Regions from separate parts of the Homo sapiens genome. Here regions 2 and 3 are each linked to region 1. A link is a contact called in ENCODE Hi-C or POLR2A ChIA-PET data. All regions are on one chromosome and are shown on one strand. Each heading gives the region's core, a stretch centred on a gene start or an enhancer-like site at or near the end of the contact. The rest is flanking DNA. Distances are from core to core; before and after follow the strand shown. Region 1 holds the start of DDI2 (DDI proteasomal shuttling factor 2). Region 2 holds the start of EFHD2 (EF-hand domain family member D2). Region 3 holds the start of CELA2A (chymotrypsin like elastase 2A).

Region 1 (2,689 bases), core at 88-2,587:
AGACTATTTCCTCCAGGCTAAATTTATTAAGTCATGATCTAAGTGTTTTAGTGTAAAGTTTACAGCGTTAGTGTCACCGATTCTGTTTGATAAAGACTAGGGGCAGCCCCAAAGCATTTTGAGAATTACTTTGCTTAGTTAAAATATGAGAGGCTGAACTTCTTTCCAGCAAGCTGAGTAGGGAAATGAAACCACCAAACAGCACTGATACTAGGCCGTTTCCAAGCAAATATCCTTTTAAAGCATTGAGCTTTGAACTGACCCAAACTCTGAACTGTGACCTGAAAGAAAAAGGGCCTTCTGGCTTACTACCAGGGTAGAACCGAAACAAACAAACAGCTTGAGTTGAACCAATAGGTACTGTTTTTCAAAAGAATTTAACCAGAAACGCATGTGGTGGGTAAAGAGCATTTCCAAAGACCCCAAAATGAGGTAGTGCAAGTCTTAAACTTTTTCTTTCACCGGAAGTGCAAATCTGTGCATTTAAAGGTAAACTGCGTATATTTAAGCAGAAACCCTCTCCAGAAAAAAAAAAAAAAAAAAGCAGAGGAACATCTATCTACCACAGTGATCCAAACTGGTATTTCTGGTTTGCAGGATGTATGAATCCTAGCAAACCCAGGGCTGCTTCTGAGGTCCACAACGATATCCTACACTCGGGATTAGAAACAGGGAAGGGCCAAAGAGCCAAAGGTGGGGAGGGTTAGCGCTGCTCAACAGTCCACGCGCCCCTCACGCTGCAGTGGGTGCGTCTGCGGTCAGGTTCTCCGCTCCCTCTCCTCGTACCCCACCCCATGCTCGGAGTGTGTGAGGGCAGCTACTGATGCCAGCTCCCCAGCTCCTTTCCGGATGCGGGGGTGACCTGAGAATGGCTATCCTTGCTCCCCCCAGCCCCCAATTCTTCACCAGTAGCAAAGGGAGGGAGTGAGGCCCCGAGGCGGGGAGGGCTTAGCTCCGGGGCAGGCCCGGCTCGCTGCCCGGCGTACCTGGCTCTCGGCTGCGGGGATGCCAGACTCGAGCTCGCACAGCGCGCGGAAGTTGTGCAGCTCGAAGTCGGCGTCGACCTGGAGGGAAAAGGTCACCTCGGAGAGGTCCCTCCGCACACAGTACACGGTGAGCAGCATGGCCCGGGCCCGACCCGGCTCGGCTCGGCTCGGCCCGGCCTGGGCGCGGGGCGCAGGGGAAGAGGCGGCGGCGTGGCCTGGCTGGTGCTGCGGGAGGACGGCGCCGGCTGCTCGTTCGCTCGCTCGCTCCCTCCCTCACACACGCTCAGTGAGTCACTCCCTCCCGCCCTCACTAGCAAGCACGGCCGCCGCCACACGCCTGCGAGTCCGTCTGCCTGCCGGCCTGCCTCCCACGGCTGCCGCCAAGCGCGCCGGCCGCCCGGCGCCCCGCCCCGCCGCAACGCGGCTGCCGTAAAGCCCGCCTCGCCTTCCCCGCCTTCGCAACGCAGCGGGGGGCGGGGCCGGGAAGAGGAGGAGGAAGCCAGGAGAGGATAGGAGGGGGAGGAGTGGGAAGGGGGCGTGGAAGAGGAGAGGGAGGAAGGGCAAGAAAAGGGGAGGGAAGGAAAGGAACGCGGAGAAGGAAATCTCTGCTGACTGGTTGACTTAATGACAGAAGTCTGTGGAGGAGTCCCCGGTCTTATTTATTCACCGAACAGGCATTGATTAAGCGCCTACCATGTGTCGGGCGCTGGCGATGCAGAAATGAATAAAAGGATAAATCCTTCTCCGTAACTCTCAATCTAGTACAGGAGTTAGTAATAAAACATATTTTTCGAGGTAGAAATTGAGGCTCCGACAGAGTAATTCACTTCCTGTCTTAGTGATTTAGGATTGAAACCAAAATCATTACCCTCCCTAGTCTACAGAAGCCAGTTGGCTGTGGCCCACGCCTACCTCCCCAGCCCCTTCTTCCGAGCTCTTCCCACATTCTCTGCCCTCCCAGCCACATAGGTCAGTTCCTCCAAGGCTCCATTCCCCTGTCTTGTAAATAATTTTCTCTCTACTTGGACTGTGTCTGTTTCCTAGCCCTAGCAACTCCTACCACCTAGCGCAGTGCCTTTTTGGGCACAGCTTAGAATCTACTCAATAAATATTTGCTACTTTAATGGCCTGTTTTTAAGGCACACAGCTGATGAGTGGTAGAGGCCCAGAACTAAGGTGCGGATGAGTAAGAAAACCAAAACTGAAAGATGAACTTGTAATGGATGCCAGATTAGCATCTTTCCATTTACTCCCACTCCCCCTCCATGGTAGGGAGCCCTTTTCCATTTTAACAGGAGAGAAGGAGCAAATAAGATGGCTGTGGGTGCAGGTAAGTAGGTAGTAAGTAGGCTGTTGGTGGCAGGAAAGGGAGAATTAGCAGCTGAAGGCTTTTACAAAGAGAAATTAGAGGAGCTGGGCGCGGTGGCTCACGCCTGTAATCCCAGCACTTTGGGAGGCCAAGGCGGGCGGATCACAAGGTCAGGAGTTCGAGACCAGCTTGGCCAATATGGTGAAACCCCGTCTCTACTAAAAATACAAAAATTAGCCGGGCATGGTGGCGGACACCTATAGTCCCAGCTACTCGGGAGGCTGAGGCAGGAGGGTCACTTGAACGCGGGAGGCGGAGGTTGTAGTGAGCCGAGATCAGGTCACTGCACTCTAGCCTGGGAGACAGAGCGAGACTCTGTCTCAAAAAAAAAAAA
Region 2 (2,689 bases), core at 125-2,624, 210 kb after region 1:
GGCCCCTTTTGACCAGGGTGGGTGTGGGACATGGGGGGTCCCTGTGGGGAGGGAAGGGGATATACGGAGTGGGGAGGAGAGATGGGGGGCCTTGCGACAGAAGCAGGGGAGCGGTGACTGCAAGCTGCTGGGTGCACGGGGGTGGGGCGGGCAGGAGCGGGAGGGAGGCCTTCCAAACCCGGAGGGGACTCGGCCCACAGGGACGACTGGAGTGAGGTTTACACCAGAGGGGCAACAGGGGCCGAGGGGTCCCTTCCTAAGGAGACCACTTGTGAGTGAAGGATTTGGGTCCTGGCTAATGAGTGGGTGGGGATGGAAAGGGCAAGTCTTTGCCCCCAGTTTGCTGGTAGACGCTAAGTAACTGGAGAGGAAGTTGGGGGGATCCCTGCCCAGAACCCACCTTGAGGGAGACCTGAGATCGCAGAGGAAACGAAAAGACCTTAAGGGAGGGAATGTGGTTGGCATGTGGTGTCGAGGGGCACTGGGGTGGGTATCTTTGGCCAGCGTGTGTTGGGGTGGGGGTGGGGAACGCGAGTAGCTGGGATCGGGGAAGGAAGGCCGCTGGGTCCTCAGCCTCGGTGTGTGCGGTGTGGGGTGGTGGAGAAGCCCCACTAACAGCGCGGAGGGCCCGGGACCCACACGTGTGGTGGTGGGGGTGGGGCTCGCGGGGCCTGGCGATTATCTGGAAGGAAGCCTGGGGTCCCCCACTCTGTGGACGCGTCTATGGTGTACCGGAGGCAGCACAAATACGAGTCTCCGCCGCGTGCCAGGGGCCGGGGGTCCCCCAGACTAACGTGCGCGGTGAGATGCCGGGTCTCGATCTGGAAGGGGCCGCCGGGTCCCCAACCCCGGTGCGTCTGGGTTCGGGGAAGCTTGGCTGACGGCAGGCTCCCGGGGCGGAGCGGGATCCGGGGATCGGGGGGTTCGGGGCCCGAGACCGGGTCGCGGGGCGGGCGGGGGGCCGGGTCGCGCGGGCACTTACTGCTTGAACATCTTCTCCATGTCCTTGATCTGCTTCCTGGAGAACTCCTTGAACTCGGTGTAGGGGTTGAAGACGCGGCGGCTGGGCGACTGGGGCTCGCCGATGCCCTGGTTGAGGTCTGCGCGCCGCAGCAGCTTGGCGCTCAGCTCGCAGTCCGCGCTGCCCAGCGCCTCGGCCGCCTCGTCGGGTGCCCCCGCCGCCGCCGCCGCTGCCCCGTTCAGCCCGGGCTGCTCCGGGGTCTCGCCGCCGCCCTCGCCCTCCATCTGCAGCCGCCGGCTCAGCTTGGTGGCCAGCTCGTCCGTGGCCATGGTGGCCCGCGCGGCACTCGCCTTGGCCGGGCCCCTGCTCTCAGCGCAGCGCCGCCGGCCGCGCTCTTCCTCTTCCTGACACTCCCCGGGCCAGGCACCGCCCCCGAAGGTGGGACTTGGGCCCTGGCGGGGACCGCGCGCCCCGCCCCCGCCCCCGGGCCCGCGCGGCGTGCGCGTGATCGCTCCCGGCCGCCGGGGGTCGAGTGTACTCTGCGCGCCCCGCCCGCCGTCGTCTGCCCCCCGCGAGGCTGGGGAGCGCGGCCGAAAGCCATGCCCCTCTTCGTGCCCACTGTAGCAGCTGAGCGGGAGGGGTCCTGCTGGGGGCCGGGGCCGGGCGGGAAAGAAGAGGGCTCCTCCCCCGCGGCTTGGGTGAGGAGCGGGGCTTGCCGGGGGGCGGGGAAGCGAGGGGGGGCGCCGCCCCACCCCCTTCTCCGGAATCCCCACGCCGTGAAGTCATAATCCTGTGTCTGTGACACCCTGTCGGTTGCTATGGAAACGACTCGCTGTTAAACACTGGCGTTCTCAATGAGGGTTGCAGGGGTTCCGAGGCGGACCTGGGGAGCAGAAACCCCTGTTTAGGGTGAACCGTGGCGGGCGCCGATGGCCTCTTGGAAGAGGACAGACTAGCAGCTGCGAGGGAGATGGGACTGGGTTTCACCCCTGAAAGGGCCCCTGGAGACAGCGGGTGAGGGACAGGGGAAGGGGCTGGTGGTCCTCTCTCCCGAGGCCCCGCACCATCACACGGATGACTTGGCACAATAGCTGCTGGGCCAGTGTTGTCGCCTGTGACTGTACTTTAGGGAAACTGACAGGGAGATCATGATGTCGCCATTTTGATGGGGTCCCCAGAGGAGAGATGTCCTCCCCAACGGCTCCTGGACAGGACTGGGGAAAGAGTTCAGATAAGTATCTCTGTGGTCTGGGCTGTCACCTTACAACTGCACAACTCTGGACCTCCAGCATCAGAACCACTGGGGCCTAGGTTAATAATACAGATTTTCAGGCTCCAATTTGGACAGACGAAACTGATCTCTGGGGTGGGACCCAGGAATCTACGTGTAAACAAGCACCCAGGGGAGTTCTGCTCACTGAAATTTGAGAATCCCTGATTTAGAAGGAGGACTATGCTCTGTGCATGTTCTCTGAAATGTTGGGTCAATCAGGACCTGTCTACTGAAACTGCTCCAACCAGCCAAGGTGCAGAGAAAAGATGCGTGCAGGGCCGAAAACCAGGGTGCTCTGGAGGCAGGGAGCCCTCGAGAATGTAAAGCCAGCAAGCTGTTACAGAGTGATTTGCACAGAACAGACACTCAGTTGATATTTGTCAATTTGCTGTGTTTAAGAACCTTGCTGAATTAATTTAAAAGGTATTTTTAAAAGAATGAAATTGAGGAAAAAA
Region 3 (2,689 bases), core at 100-2,599, 160 kb after region 1:
TTCAATTACTCGGTCCCAATTACATCAGATAAATGAGATTTCACTATATTTGTTTATGTCAATGTAAACTTTACACATTTCTCTTAAAATCCCCACCATTAACACGTCTGAGTAATTTACACCTGTGCCCCACTTGGCAGTTTAGTCTTGATACCACTATGATTATATCAACTTAAGAAAACATTTTTTTCATTGGTAACATTGATTTGCCTGTGGTTAAAGATTAATCTGCGCAAATAGCACTGATTGGTTCCTTAAAGCAAGGAATGTTTGCATAGGTAGTCTTGAATGGTTCCTAGACTGATGGTACATTTGTAAACAAGCCTCTGATTGGTTAATAGAGTAATACTATATTTGCTGCCTATGGGCAGTGGGGAGGGGACAGCTCCTTACTGCAGCTGGAGGAGGCACCTCTCCCTCCACTCCCAAGGTTGGCCAAGGCCACAGAAATGTATCTTTTTTTTTTTTTTTGAGACAGAGTCTTGCTTTGTTGCCCAGGCTGGAGTACAGTGGTGCAATTTCAGCTCACTGCAACCTCTGCCTCCTGGGTTCAAGCGATCCTCCTGCCTAAGCCTCCCCAGTTGCTGGGATTACAGGCGTGTGCCACCACACCTGGCTACTTGTGTATTATTAGTAGAGGCAGGTTTCACCATGTTGGCCAGGCTGGTCTCAAACTCCTGACTTCAGGTGATCTGCCCACCACAGCCTCCCACAGTGCTGGGATAACAGGCATGAGCCACTGCGCCCAGCCGGAAATATATCTTATTGCTAAAGTTGCCTGTGCTGCTCTCTGAGTCCCATCAATACTCACTTTGCCAGCACAATAGACGCCATGGTGGAAGGGCAAAGGGGAGATGTAAAGGGAGTGGGGCAGGGACGGGGAGAAGTACAGTGTGGTCAACTCACCTGCCAGGGCCAGCTGTTGGGCCTCGCTTCTTCACCGCCAACCACCCTAGTCACATAAGGTGGGTAAGTGGGGTCCCCACAACTGAGGGCTGTGAAAAGAGAAAGGGTCTTGAGTCAGGAAGCAGCGACCCACACAATGTAAACTACACTTGCTGCGCATTCTGACCCCCCAAATAGAAAACCCTTGTTCTAGAAGGATCCCAAGAGGTCATAGAATCCTGCTCTTTGCTCCAATTCTTTGAAACTCCATTCCAATGTTCTTATGATTATAGGTCTGAATGCAGTAGGGGTTGGGTGGGGGCGAGAGGGGAGGACAGGAAGATCCCATTTCCAGCCCCACCAGGGCATGGGAAACCAGTGCCTCTGGGTAACAGGACTTACCTCCAGCCACCAAAGTGGACAGCAGCAGCGTCCTTATCATGGTGTGTCCGTGGGAGTTCTGTAAGCGTGGCCCTGGATAAGGCCCTGGTTTTATGAGCGGACTTATCAGTGAGAGATACAGTAAGAGCACGCAAGATGGGGTTTTCTCAAAGCCCAGTGGAAAAAAGAGCTGTGTCCAAATATTTTTTTTTTCCCATTTCCTCCCAAATGTCACCCTAGAAATACTTTGAAAAAGATGCCAAAGGTAGATATTGGAATATGGGTTCCATCTGTTTTGAAGAGATTATGTTGTGTGTTAGGGAAGGAAGAAAAATACTAATTGTTGGTGCTCGGAGTTGTTTTTTTTTTTGTTTGTTTGTTTTTGTTCCCCTCCCTGGGTAAGACTGAGGAGAGGAGTTGTGTTTTCTTTCTTTCTTTCTTTCTTTTTTCTTTCTGAGATGGAGTCTTGCTCTGTCACCCAGGCTGGAATGAAGTGGCGTGATCTCAGCTCACTGCAACCTCTGCCTCCTGGGTTCAAGCAATTCCCCTGCTTCAGCCTCCCTAGTAGTTGGGATTACAGGTGTGTGCCACCATTGCTGGCTAATTTTTGTATTTTTAGTAGAGACGGGGGGTCTCATCATGTTGGCCAGGCTGGTGTCGAACTCCTGGCCTCAAGTGATCTGCTCGCCTCGGCCTCCCAAAGTGCTAGGATTACAGGCTGAGCCACCATGCCCGGCCAGGAGTTGTGTTTTCAATGAAAAGATTAAGGTGGCATGCTGAGCCCACAGCATTCTAAGGCAGTATTTCTCAATGGGGCTGGTTCAGCCCACCAGGAGACGTTTGACAACATCTGGAGAGAATTTTGGTTGTCATGGCTGGGGTTGATGTAAATTGGCATCCAGTGGGCAGGGAGCAGAGAGCAGAGACGCTGCTAAACACCCGACAATGCACTGGGCAATAGGACTCGCCCTGCCCCAAATGTCAATGGTGCTGAGACTGAGAAAGCCTGTTCTAGGCCATACCAGGGGTTGCAATGTGACCTTGGCTGAGTCATGTAAGTCTCTAGACCCATCTGTGAAACAGGGAGAGAAACCCATGCCCAGTATTGTTTCACAACATTGTGGTAAGGATTTGTATAATGTGGGGAAGGTGCACATGTAGCAGAATTTGCATAATGCGGGGAAGGTGCACATGTAGCAGAAGGCAAGGCCGACATGCACAATTAGGATCTGGCCACTCTAATGATGGGGGGAAGCAGAACGCTGGCAGAGGAGGGCTTCATCTGGTGGATGAAAATGCACTTTACGGCCGGGCACGGTGGCTCACTCCTATAATCCCAGAACTTTGGGAGGCTGATGCGGGCAGACCACCTGAGGCCAGGAGTTCAAGACCAGCCTGGCCAACATGGTGAAACCCCGTCTCT

Evidence for each region. A loop is a pair of places that touch in the nucleus more often than their neighbours do. ChIA-PET counts read pairs that join two places held with the same protein, here RNA polymerase II (POLR2A). Pooled maps may share reads with other maps.
Region 2: a loop to region 1 is called in a map of naive thymus-derived CD4-positive, alpha-beta T cell, with 19 times the contacts of the local background. The contact joins the promoter of EFHD2 here to the promoter of DDI2 in region 1. A Hi-C loop is called at or near these places in 1 of 168 maps with a recorded cell type or tissue (naive thymus-derived CD4-positive, alpha-beta T cell), 14 of 37 single-sample maps with no recorded cell type and 14 of 50 pooled maps. POLR2A ChIA-PET finds 5 or more read pairs at or near these places in 2 of 52 experiments (activated B cell and activated CD4-positive, alpha-beta T cell).
Region 3: a loop to region 1 is called in a pooled map, with 5 times the contacts of the local background. The contact joins the promoter of CELA2A here to the promoter of DDI2 in region 1. A Hi-C loop is called at or near these places in 2 of 50 pooled maps. POLR2A ChIA-PET finds 5 or more read pairs at or near these places in 3 of 52 experiments (AG04450, Caco-2 and OCI-LY7).

The regions. Positions count from the first base shown.
Region 1 is chr1:15,616,106-15,618,794 of GRCh38, reverse strand. DDI2 (DDI proteasomal shuttling factor 2) reads right to left here and starts at 1,337. Exons shown (of 10, transcript NM_032341.5): 1 at 987-1,337. The coding sequence starts at 1,124. RefSeq lists a silencer at 1,014-1,583.
Region 2 is chr1:15,408,573-15,411,261 of GRCh38, reverse strand. It overlaps EFHD2 (EF-hand domain family member D2), which reads right to left and starts at 1,374. Exons shown (of 4, transcript NM_024329.6): 1 at 983-1,374. The coding sequence starts at 1,290. The region is part of intron 1 of EFHD2-AS1 (EFHD2 antisense RNA 1); the gene reads left to right. RefSeq lists an enhancer at 752-1,614 and a silencer at 1,127-1,726.
Region 3 is chr1:15,455,392-15,458,080 of GRCh38, reverse strand. CELA2A (chymotrypsin like elastase 2A) reads right to left here and starts at 1,349. Exons shown (of 8, transcript NM_033440.3): 1 at 1,288-1,349; 2 at 907-995. The coding sequence starts at 1,327.